Linked DNA regions of Homo sapiens: regions 1 and 3 are each linked to region 2. A link is a contact called in ENCODE Hi-C or POLR2A ChIA-PET data. All regions are on one chromosome and are shown on one strand. Each heading gives the region's core, a stretch centred on a gene start or an enhancer-like site at or near the end of the contact. The rest is flanking DNA. Distances are from core to core; before and after follow the strand shown. Region 1 holds the start of ENO1 (enolase 1). Region 2 holds the start of DFFA (DNA fragmentation factor subunit alpha). Region 3 holds the start of MFN2 (mitofusin 2).

Region 1 (3,802 bases), core at 836-3,335, 1.6 Mb after region 2:
CCGGCCACCTGCAGACACCATGCATGTGTTACCTACAGTGCTTCAAGGTGTGGTATTCTGATAGCTTTGGACAGTTATTCCCCACCTGCCCACCACCAATAAAACTTCTCAACAAGCTTACAGCAAGTGAGAAATAATAACTAAATGCAATGCCGTTGTGCTGACTACAAGCAAATGTGAACCCCACAGCCTGCTAACAAAGCCTAAGGAGCTATGGAAACAGGGAGGGCATTTGGCAGCCTGTGAATTTTGAAAAAGATTTCAGGACATCTCTAGTAATCATTAACATTTTAGCTACAATGTGAGGTCGAAGTGCTGGCTCAGAATGTGGCGCTGCAGCCTCCAAGAATCTTGCAACGGCAGCAGTCCGGGATCATGTTCGGCCTCTGATTTCCTGCTAGATTTACTGGTTCTGGCCACAGCAGAGTATCTTTATCTCTCTAACCATTTTTATGTAAAATAAGATTGTTTGGAGCCCTTTCAGGGCCACGCCTTAGAATTGCTCTGAGAGTACCAAGTGCCTGATTTCTTAGAGTCCTTACCAGTAGGAGATGTTGGCTGTTGATTTAGCTGCTGAGTCATGGGGCTGGGGATAGTGGTTTTCAGTAGCCAAAAACGTTAGTGTGTTGCTGGTGAAATCACAAACTCTGCTTGCAAAATTTTACTCTTTTTTTTTTTCTTTTTGCTGAATTTAATCCTAAAGTTCTTGCTTCTTACTCACTGGAAAGCAAATACTATGGTCTCAATAGGCCTTAATTTTTAACCAACGCCATGGAAACCTGTCTGTAGCTAAGAGGATAAAAATGCTAGGGGTTAAGGAAGAAAAGCAGGTTTTGCAGCTGACCAGAAGAAATAATTAAATTCAAGTACATATTTGAACACCTCTTTACAAGGAAATGAGGAAAATCAGATGTTTTAGTTCTCTTACAGACCAGCAGTAATGTTGAAAAATATAAAAGTAGCCGTAACAGAAAACGAAGTGATCATCTCAGCCCTCCCTTGGAGTGGGGGGATATATTGCGGAGCTGAGTTTTAATGGCTATCAGTTCTTGATCAGAAAAGTGAAATCACTCCAACTCCTTCCGTATTCCACGGAATATGACCCGTCTTGAACTTTGAGAAATTCCCCGGGTCTGTGTGAAATTCCAGTTCCAAATAATTCACATGAATGGTTCACAAGAATCCAGGTAGGTTTGATCTAGTTCCCTAGATGGGAATGAGAGGGATGTAAAATTTGAGAGGCAACATGACATGGACTAGAGAGAGAATGAATTAACACTGGGGAAGCACGTGGGGGCGCGCCGGACACCTAGAAGGCACTCAAAAAGTATGAGGTAGAATTAAAGGAAAGTGAACCTTCCTTTGGCTGTCTCGGCCTGATTCTCACCGCAGCAAGGAGAAAGGGACAGGGTCACCTTGGCGGGTGCCAGGCGGAGCCCGGCCAGACGGGCGCGGCTGGAGGGCAGCGCGCAGGCGCAGGCGGCGCACGTGGCCCCGGACACGCAGCGCTGCGGCGGGGCCAGCGCCCCAACCCCGGAGTGGGGCCGAGGCGCGCAGCCTCTCAACGACTCGACGCCAACGGGGTCTCTCGGATCGCGGCGCGAGGCAGGAGGGGCGGGGCAGGAGGGCCGCGGCAGGCCCGGGCCGCCAAAGTTGTCAGCAAGGTCGAGGGCCGGACGTGGGGCCCCAGAGCGACGCTGAGTGCGTGCGGGACTCGGAGTACGTGACGGAGCCCCGAGCTCTCATGCCCGCCACGCCGCCCCGGGCCATCCCCCGGAGCCCCGGCTCCGCACACCCCAGTTCGGCTCACCGGTCCTATCTGGGGCCAGAGTTTCGCCCGCACCACTACAGGGCCGCTGGGGAGTCGGGGCCCCCCAGATCTGCCCGCCTCAAGTCCGCGGGACGTCACCCCCCTTTCCACGCTACTGCAGCCGTCGCAGTCCCACCCCTTTCCGGGAGGTGAGGGAATGAGTGACGGCTCTCCCGACGAATGGCGAGGCGGAGCTGAGGGGGCGTGCCCCGGAGGCGGGAAGTGGGTGGGGCTCGCCTTAGCTAGGCAGGAAGTCGGCGCGGGCGGCGCGGACAGTATCTGTGGGTACCCGGAGCACGGAGATCTCGCCGGCTTTACGTTCACCTCGGTGTCTGCAGCACCCTCCGCTTCCTCTCCTAGGCGACGAGACCCAGTGGCTAGGTAATGATTGGGGAAGGGCTGAGCAACGGGCAGGCGGCGCAGGGCTTTTCTGGGCTTGTGGGGCTCTTTTCCCTCCGAGGGAGGCGGCGCGCCCGCAGGCCCAGCGTGGCGGGGTCGGGGGCACGTGCAAGCCGCCTCCCTGGGTGGGAACTGGCGCCCCCGCTCACCCCGAGGCCCGGGGCGGGGGCGCAATGCCAGGCGCACGTGCTGGGCCCCCGATTTCTTTGGAGGGGAAAGTGCAGATCAACACGTGATTACCGACTGCGGGGCCGAGTCACTGTCAGGGAAGGTCGGGAGCTGCACACGCGAGCTGCTTAGCACAGCGGGAGTTGGGAGTGGAAGTTGCTTTTCCATCGTAGCCAAGTGTAAGGTTTTTGGGATAGACGCAGACTTAGCGGCGGTGGCCACTCAGGCCAGGCCCTTCCTAAAATGGAGGAGGGCGGCGATAGTGGAGATGGCCACGAGGCTGCGGCCCCCTCCCCCACCGGTAGCCCCCGCCTCTCGCCCGCGCTCGCGGCCCGCGCTTCTGCCTAGTAAGCGGTGACTCATTTAACTCCGAGAAGGCACCTCTTGAGGAACCTACAGCAGAGCCGTTAGATCATTGGCAAGTCCTCCAGGCGACCTCGCCCAAGTTGGGCAAGAGCGGCTCCCCGGCTGGCCACCAAAAATCGGGCCTGATCTGATTTGGTTTTTTTTTTTTTTTGAGTTTTGCTATTGTTGCCCAGGCTGGAGTGCAATTGCGCGATCTCGGATCTCGGTTCACCGCAACCTCGGCCTCCTGGGTTCAAGCGATTCTCCTACCTCAGCCTCCCGAGTAGCTGGGATTACAGGCATGCGCCACCACGCCCGGCTAATTTTGTTTTTTTTTTGTTGTTGTTGTTGTTTTAGTAGAGGCGGTGTTTCACCATGTTGGCCAGGCTGGTCTTGAGCTCCCGACCTCAGGTGATCCGCCCGCCTCGGCCTCCCAAAGTGCTGGGATTACAGGCGTGAGCCACCGCGCTAGGCCAAGAAGGATGTATTTTAAGAAAGCTTCCTGTTCAATGTTCCCCTGCTCTGTGCGCTTCTCTGGGCGGTAGGGTCCATTGCTTCACTTGCCTTTCAGGCCCACCCGGGCCCTGACTGCTCCATTCATTTACCGTGTCCCTAATTCGGGGTTCCATCCAGGCAGCTAAAAAAGCTGTGAATGGTCCGGGCGCGGTGGCTCACGCCTGTAATCCGAGCACTTTGGGATGCCGAGGTGGGCCTCCTCAGGATCACCTGAGGTCGGGAGTTAGAGACCAGCCTGACCAACGTGGTGAAACCCCGTCTCTACTGAAAATACAAAAATCGACCAGGCGCGGTGGCTCACGCCTGTAATCCTAGCACTTTGGGAGGCCGAGGTGGGTGGCTCACGAGGTCAGGAGATCGAGACCATCCTACTCTACTAAACCCCATCTCTACTAAAAATACAAAAAATTAGCCGGGTGTGGTGGTGGGCGCCTGTAGTCCCAGCTACTCTGGAGGCGGAGCCTGCAGTGAGTCGAGATCGTGTCACTGCACTCTAGCCTGGGCGAAAGAGCGCGACTCCGTCTCAAAAAAAAAAAAAAATCACCTGGGCGTAATGGCAGGCGC
Region 2 (3,961 bases), core at 1,140-3,639:
GCGCCCTCGCTCTCGCCCTCCCGCCCAGACTAAGGTAGCCGGAACAGAGCCTGTCGATGTAGGGGACTGGGGCAGAGGGGTGGAGCCCGGGTGTCCGGGTCACCTTGCATAGTTTCCGTTAAGACTCTGCTTTCCAGGAAGATCCCAAGTCTATATCTTCTTTGCGTTGTTATATGTGTATTATTCTGGTTTTGCTTTTTTTTTTTGAGACGGAGTTTCGCACTTGTTGCCTAGGCTGGAGTGCAATGGCGCGATATCGGCTCACCGCAACCTCAGCCTCCCGGTTTCAAGTGATTCTCCTGCCTCAGCCTCCCGAGTAGCTGGGATTGCAGGCATGCGCCACCATGCCCGGCTAACATTGTATTTTTAGTAGAGATGGAGTTTCTCCATGTTGGTCAGGCTGCTCTCGAACTCCCGACCTCAGGTGATCTGCCCGCCTCGGCCTCCCAAAGTGTTGGGATTACAGAAGTGAGCCACAGCGCCCGGCCCATATTATTCTTATTGAGTTAATCTCTGCCCATCCCCACAGTGCCATGGGCACATTTAGGGACTTGCCAATGGATGAATGCGAAGAAACTTGGAAATTAATTTTTAGACATCAGTTCAGTTCCATTCATTGAGTGCCTACTATATGCTAGGGACTTTGGTAGGCCTTGAAATAAAAACATTCAAGACTCAATCCCTACTCCCACGCCCAGGCCAAACACACTTACAATTACAGTATTATGGGGATAGGACTCGGATAAGTGTGCAGGTCTATTGGGAGAACATAAAAGGGGGCATTTTGAAGAGAAGAGGCTTCTACAAAACGTCATTATTTTACACTGGTTGAATTGTTAGATTTTTTTAATTGTTAGATTTTAAATTAAATATTGGACGGGAGCAGTGGCTCACACCTGTAATCCCAACACTTTAGGAGGCCAAGGCAGGAGGATCCCTTGAGCCCAGGAGGTTGAGGCTGCAGTGAACTATGATTATGCCACTGCACTCCAGCCTGGGCGACAGAGCGAGACCTTGTCTAAAAATAAGATAAGAAAATAAAAAATGAAATTATATGAAAAAGGATACATACATTAGAGTTAACCGCCAGCTCCTATTATAGTTGTGTTTTGATCAATATAGACTGCTTAAAAGGGATGACTTAATGAATAATTCCTCCTACTAAACGCTGTTTTAAATGTCTAAACTTTTCTTGAGATAATATCCAATTTCCTCTCCCACGTTTTTTTTGTTTGTTTTTGCTTTTGTTTTTGTTTTTGCTTGAGACGAAGTCTTGCTCCTGACGCCCAGGCTGGAGTGCAATGGTGCGATCTGGGCCGACTGCAACCTCCGCCTCCCGGGTTCAAGCGATTCACCTGCCTCAGCCTCCCAAGAGCTGGGACTACAGGCGTGCGCCATCACGCCCGGCTAATTTTTGTATTTTTAGTAGAGATAGGGTTTCACCATGCTGGCCAGGCTGGTCTCAAACTACTGACCTCAGATCATCTGTCCGCCTCGGCCTCCTAAAGTGCTGAGATTACAGGGGTGAGCCACCGCCCCCGGGGCCCTTGCCCACGTTTTTATAAACAAAATATGAGGTGGGAGGATTGCTTGAGCCCAGGAGATCAAAACTGCAGTGAGCCATCATCGCGCCACTGCACTCCAGCCTGGGAGACAGAGCGAAACGCTGTCTCAAAAAAAGAAAAAAGAAACAAGGAAGGAAAGTGTCCCCCGAATGAATAAATATGAGCAGATAATTACTTCTAGTTTACATAAAATGCCCTCTTTTAAGAGAGGAACTTTTTGATCATTTTTATTACTATTCTTTTAATCTTAGATGTTTATTTTTCAGGAGGAAAAAAACAAACTTTTCCATAGTAGCAGTATTAAAACAAAGATGAATATGTTGTCAAGAGGCATCTGAACAATCTCCAACAGTGCCGAGTCGCATTTCCCCTTTCCTCTCCGATGCATTTGAGACTTTAATGCTTACTATATTTATTTAAGCGTTTTGTTCTGAGACCCCAAACTAATTTGCACAGTTGAAGCAGGAAATAGAATGGGTGGAAACATGCGGGTGTCTGTATTAGCATTATGCATCTCATATGCGAATAGGAATGCTCTAAAAATTCAATACAGTATACATGCGTGTGCATCGTCATGCAAAATAAGTCTCTATTGGCCTTATATTTGAACGCGCGAATGCAGCTCCTAAAAGTTAAAAACAACTCCTAGGCTGAATCGCGCGATAGAACGAAAGCGGCTTTAAACCCAGAGACTACAGTTTCCGGCATGCTTCGACGCCACACGTGATTAGCGGCAACTAGAACTACATTTCCCGGCGTGCCCTGGTCTCACGTGTGATTTGCTGCGGAACGAACTACATCTCCCGGCAGGCTGCGGAAGGGGGTCGAGTAGAAGGACCGCCGCTCCGGCCTCCCGCGACTTCTCGAAGGTGGGCAGGTCCCACCTTGTGGAGGATGGAGGTGACCGGGGACGCCGGGGTACCAGAATCTGGCGAGATCCGGACTCTAAAGCCGTGTCTGCTGCGCCGCAACTACAGCCGCGAACAGCACGGCGTGGCCGCCTCCTGCCTCGAAGACCTGAGGAGCAAGGGTTGGCTCGGGACCCCGGGCGAGGGTGTGGGGGAGCCAGGGCCGGGTGAGGACGTCCGGCGGGGGCGAGGCGGGGTCAGGAGAGGCGACTTGGGGATTCTTGTATCTCGGGTGGAGGCTTGGGACAGAAACGGTCCGAGTGGGCATAGCGATTTACAGATTTAAGGCGCTTGAGCGTAATTAATCTCGTGTGAGACTCCACGGTGGTGGGAAGACAGCCAGGAAGCAATGTGCAAATTAAGCCAGACTCGGCTTAGGTCTCTTGCCTGAAATCACTTCGATGTTGGACCAAACGGACCCCACTGGGTTCCTGCCACTCCGCCACACTCAGATGGTACAAGAACCCCCAGCTGAGCCCACGGCGGTGTGGGGAGGGGTTTCCACCGTCCGCTCTGGCAGGAACCTATGCAGGAAAGAGGGAGCTGCTACTGACCATTTCTGGAGGTCCAGACAAGGAACGTGAGTTGTAAGTGACGGAGCCGACGGAAGTTCCGAGCCCGGCCCCATACCTTTACCAGCTGCTTGGCCTTGCACTTAACCAGCTCTCAACCCTCAGTTTTCTCATCAGCAAATTGGGTATAATATTTATAGCCCTGCTTCAAAGGGTTGTTGGTTCTCTCAAATAAGATGATATATTTAAGTGACTTACAAGTCTTATTAGCCAGTAGCAACAAATCGCTTACCCAAAGAAGTTTTACAGGTTACATGTGTGAGCCAGCCCCAGGCATGTAGTCACAGTGTGTGTCAGAGGGCACAGTTGCTTCCTCTCAGTCACCAACAGAAATCATATGGAAATTTTCAGAGACCCATGAACAGCCAAAGCATTATAAATGCTTTGGTAACATGGATTTTGCATATAAGCATTTATGTATTTTTTTTCCTGACATTAGATTACTTTACTTCTAATTCCCCTTCAGTGCCGTGGCTGGATGTGCGTGGCACAGAGGCTGGTGTTCTCTGCAGTCCAGCGCATACATGCCTTGCTGTTCTATTGGGTGGTAGACAACACCGCTGAAGGATATTTGTAGTCTCTTGGCTATTTCTGATCACTCCAGTCCCGTTAGTATTTGAAGCATTGCTATCACTAAATGGAATAGTACAGACCTGTCCTGGAGAAAGCCTCTCCGCCAATGATAATGATATGAAAAGCTACTGATAGAAGCTTCCACTTCTTTTATACTTTCCCATAGGTTAGAAAAGAAGCTGCTAAGGAAGATACTGTAAAGAACAAAAAGCATTTTCTTTTTTTTTTTTTTTTTTTGAGACGGAGTGTCACTCTGTCACCCAGGCTGGAGTGCAGTGGCGCTATCTCGGCTCACTGCAAGCTCCGCCTCCCGGGTTCACTCCATTCTCCTGCTTCAGCCTCC
Region 3 (3,740 bases), core at 435-2,934, 1.5 Mb before region 2:
AGCTACTACTTACTTTTTTGGATGGTGAGAGATCTTCACAGGGTAGGCATCATGGACATGGCTGAAGTCCAAAAGACAAAAAGATTCTGAGTTCTCTTCTGTCCTGTCTCAGGTTGAGGTTGGCTATTGATTGACTGTGTTGACTCCACCAGTCCTGACTTATTAGAAAAGAAAAGGGAGATGGATCCGGTGTCCAAAAAAAAAAAACACTGGTGTACAAAACATGTCTAATCAGGTTTCAAGCCAAACAAACTCATCCCTGAGGGAAGCTTACTCATTGAGGTATTGGGGAGTTGCGCTGGCATGTGAGGAAGTGCCCTGGGGAAAAAAACGCAGAGGTGTGGGACCAATCCTGACTGTGCACACGTATTCCGCCATGTGCGGGTTTGAGGCACCACGGAGGTCCCTGCAGGAGCCCTGGGAAAGGTACATCCAGAGAGGGGAGAAGAGGACAGAGCAAAACTAGGAACAAAACTGGGCTTGAGGACTGTGGAACAGCTGACTATTGAGGAACAGAAGAACTGACTGAAAGCCAATGTGTTCAGCTACTGTAAAGTATCTCACTTAATTCTCTATTCTGTGGGACAGAGGGCTGGAATACTTGAAGATTTGTCTAAGCTGGGATCTGAAATATTAGCTCCCTTTGACTCCAAAGCTCCTGGAGTGCAGCAGCGCGATCTCGGCTCAACCTCCGCCTCCCGGGTTCAAGCGATTCTCCTGCCTCAGCCTCCTGAGTAGATGGGATTACAGGCGTGTGCCAGCAAGCCCGGCTAGTTTTTGGTTTTAGCACAGACGGGGTTTCACCATGTTGGCCAGGCTGGTCTCCAACTCCTGACCTCAGGTGATCCGCCCGCCTCAGCCTCCCAAAGTGCTGGGATTACAGGTGTGATCCACTGCGACCGGCCTCCTTCCTTTTTTAACTACATTGAGCTGCCTTCCTCCCCCAAGCCCCAAACCTTGGGACACCAGAGGCGGATAACCAGAGCCCTTTTCTGGGTAGAAAAGAGATAACCAGAGCCCTTTTCTGGGTAGAAGAGAGAGAGATGATTGAGAATTTAAAGAGGGCAATGAAGGATTACGAGAGGGGGTAACGGGCAGTTCTGCCTTCGTGCGTCTTAACAGCTATTTATTCAACATTTTCTGTGTGCCTTCTCTGTGTGTGTCAGGCGCCACGTTAGAAATGGATAAGAAACAGTCCTGCCCTCCAGGGCCTTACAGTCCGGTGAGAAGTCATATAAGTAAACAGGGCTGAACGAGAAGGCAGTAACTGCCCAAAGTGGGGATGGCAGGGCGCTCCCGCGGTGAACGTGGACACCTATCAGGTGCTGAGTAAATGCTGGCAAAATGAAGACAGGATGAAAAATAGAGAAGGGGCAGGGGTAGAACATGGCCGTGAAGGGTGGAAAGGCGGGGGCGATGAGAAGCTACAGGGGACCCCACCGACCAGTCCCAGGTCCCGTGGCCCGCCCCCTCCTCTCAGGGCCGGGGAGGGCCCGGCGGCGAGGCCGGAGAGTGGGGACCCCGCTTGACTGCATCCCAGACCCCCGTGGCCCCAGAATCCCGTCGGCCCACGCCGAGCTGCTCAGGACTCGCCGGGCCGGGCCGGGCCAGTCCCCGCCACCCCGGCTTGCTCGCCCTCTCACCTTCACCTTCCCGGCCTCGCGGCGGCCATCACACTCACTACGTCACCAGCGAGCGCCACCCCAGGGGGAGGCGGGAGGAGGGAAGTGGATAAGCGCGTCACCAGTCGCCTCAGATTGCCCCTCGACCCGGGTGAGCTGGTGGACCCTGAGCCCAGCCGGCTCGCCCCGCCTACTCCTTACGCCTCTGCTGCCCCGCGACTCGGCGCTTCGAGCGGCGTCTCAGCGCGCCACTCCTCCGCGCGCCACTCCTCCGCCGGCGCGTCCCAAGCGGACGACGCAGAGGCTCGGACTCCCACTGCATCATGGGGGCTGTAGTTCCGGTGGGCGTCGGCCGGAGCTGGGGGGGCGGGGCAAAGCGGGGCGGAGCCTCAAGCTGTCAAGGGGCGAAAAACCAAGGGCGTGGAGTAGAGGTTCCCGCTTTTTCGCCGGTTGTCCTAGAGCCTGACCCTGGGGCCTCTGCCAGCTCTGGAATCCAGATTTGCATTCTGTAATCTTAGAGGAGTGTTCTCTAGAGGGCCAGGCCTAGGGTGAAGTGACTCATCGGGCAGACAGAAGCGAGCATGGGCCTGCTGCCCTTCAGTCGCCTTTGAGGAAAGAAGAGCAGCAACAACGGCGAATCAATGCCAGTGACTGAACTGCGTCTCTAACATCCACCGCTGTATTTAACGTCCACAGCAGTCCCAGGAGAGGGAGAGGAGAGGTTACCCAAGCTCACATGGTTACCCAGATCACCGGGCCCCAGTGATGCGGCAGACACTACTAGGAAACCGCAGCAAACAGATCCCTTGCAGGACTTGGCCTCCGCAGAGAAGGCTCCAAGCCTGAGCGCGCCAGAACAGTAGGCACTAGCCACGTGTGGCTCTCGAGTCCTGAGCCAGTGCAAACGGAGATGCGCTATAAGACTTAGGACAAAAAAGGCTGTTAAACTATCTCAATTTTTAGGAAAAAAAAATATCGACCGGGCGCGGTGGCTCAAGCCTGTAATTCCAGCATTTTAGGAGGGCGAGGCGGGTGCATCGGGAGTTCAAGACCAGCCTGGCCAACATGGTGAAACCCCGTCTGTACTAAAAATACAAAAATTAGCCAGGCATGATAGTGCACTCGGGAGGAAGAGGCAGGAGAATCGCTTGAACACGGGCGGTGGAGGTTGCAGTGAGCCGAGATCATGCCACTGCACTCCAGCCTGGGCAACAGAGACTCCGTCTCAAAAAAGAAAAAAAAAATCTATCTTTGAGCCAGAGTCTCACTCTCACTCAAGCTGGAGTGCAGTGGTGCAATCACGGCTCACTGCAGCCTCGAACTCCTGGGCTCAAGTAATCCTCCCACCTCACTCAGCCTCCCAAGTAGCTGACCACAGATGCTGCAGCCATGCCTAGTATTTATCTTTTGTAGACATGGGGAAGCATTTCACTTTGTTACCCAGGCTGGTGTCCTGAACTCCTGGACTCCTGGAGTCAAGCAATCTTCTCCTGCCTCGGCTTCCCAAAATGCCGGGTTACAGGTACCTGCCACAGTGCAGGGCTATTAGCCCATTACTATTTATATGCTGACTACATGTTGAAGTGATAATATTTTGGGTCATTTGGGTTAAATACATTACTAAGATTAATTGCACCTGTTTCTTTTTAAAAATGTCGCTACTAGAAAATTTAAAATTACATAAGTAGCTTGCATTTGTGGGTCAAACTGTAATTCTGTGGGATGGTGCTGCTCTATAACCATGGTAGAACAACCTCAATTTATTGCCACAAACAACCTCAAGAGGCAAATCAGTACTCTGATATAGAAGTGACTGGTTTATCAGTCTCATGACGATGGCCAAAGGGAGCTGTCCTGCCCACACTGCCCTCTGAGTAGCCTAGTGCCCCGCGGGTCTGACTGTGGACTGTGGGGCCACACGCAGACTCAGCCTCAGGGTGTAGACAGGGCCCTGTCTGGGATGTAGCGTGCCTTGGGGCCTCAGCTGCTAGCTGCCTGGTACTGGGTCGGATTGTTTCCTCCTCCACAATCTCTGGACTCCCTAAGGAGAGGAACTCTAAATTCCACTTCCATTCTCTGAGGGCAGGAACTATAAATTCCATTTCCTCTTTTTTTTTT

The links. Hi-C counts contacts between places; a loop is a spot of excess contacts on that map. ChIA-PET counts read pairs that join two places held with the same protein, here RNA polymerase II (POLR2A). Pooled maps may share reads with other maps.
Region 1: a map with no recorded cell type shows a loop between it and region 2 (16-fold over the local background). The contact joins the promoter of ENO1 here to the promoter of DFFA in region 2. A Hi-C loop is called at or near these places in 1 of 37 single-sample maps with no recorded cell type and 7 of 50 pooled maps. POLR2A ChIA-PET finds 5 or more read pairs at or near these places in 1 of 52 experiments (activated B cell).
Region 3: a map of CD8-positive, alpha-beta T cell shows a loop between it and region 2 (17-fold over the local background). The contact joins the promoter of MFN2 here to the promoter of DFFA in region 2. A Hi-C loop is called at or near these places in 1 of 168 maps with a recorded cell type or tissue (CD8-positive, alpha-beta T cell) and 11 of 50 pooled maps. POLR2A ChIA-PET finds 5 or more read pairs at or near these places in 1 of 52 experiments (IMR-90).

Annotation. Positions count from the first base shown.
Region 1 is chr1:8,876,969-8,880,770 of GRCh38, reverse strand. It overlaps ENO1 (enolase 1), which reads left to right and starts at 2,085. Exons shown (of 12, transcript NM_001428.5): 1 at 2,085-2,191. ENO1-AS1 (ENO1 antisense RNA 1) reads right to left here and starts at 1,936. Exons shown (of 2, transcript NR_038351.1): 1 at 1,811-1,936; 2 at 886-1,206. RefSeq lists silencers at 1,362-1,611, 2,332-2,381, 2,592-2,711 and enhancers at 1,470-2,061, 2,062-2,655, 2,656-3,248.
Region 2 is chr1:10,470,957-10,474,917 of GRCh38, reverse strand. It overlaps DFFA (DNA fragmentation factor subunit alpha), which reads left to right and starts at 2,389. Exons shown (of 6, transcript NM_004401.3): 1 at 2,389-2,595. The coding sequence starts at 2,460. RefSeq lists enhancers at 1-71, 1-859, 2,821-2,920.
Region 3 is chr1:11,978,388-11,982,127 of GRCh38, reverse strand. It overlaps MFN2 (mitofusin 2), which reads right to left and starts at 1,684. Exons shown (of 19, transcript NM_014874.4): 1 at 1,644-1,684; 2 at 14-158. RefSeq lists silencers at 1,399-1,638, 1,809-2,068.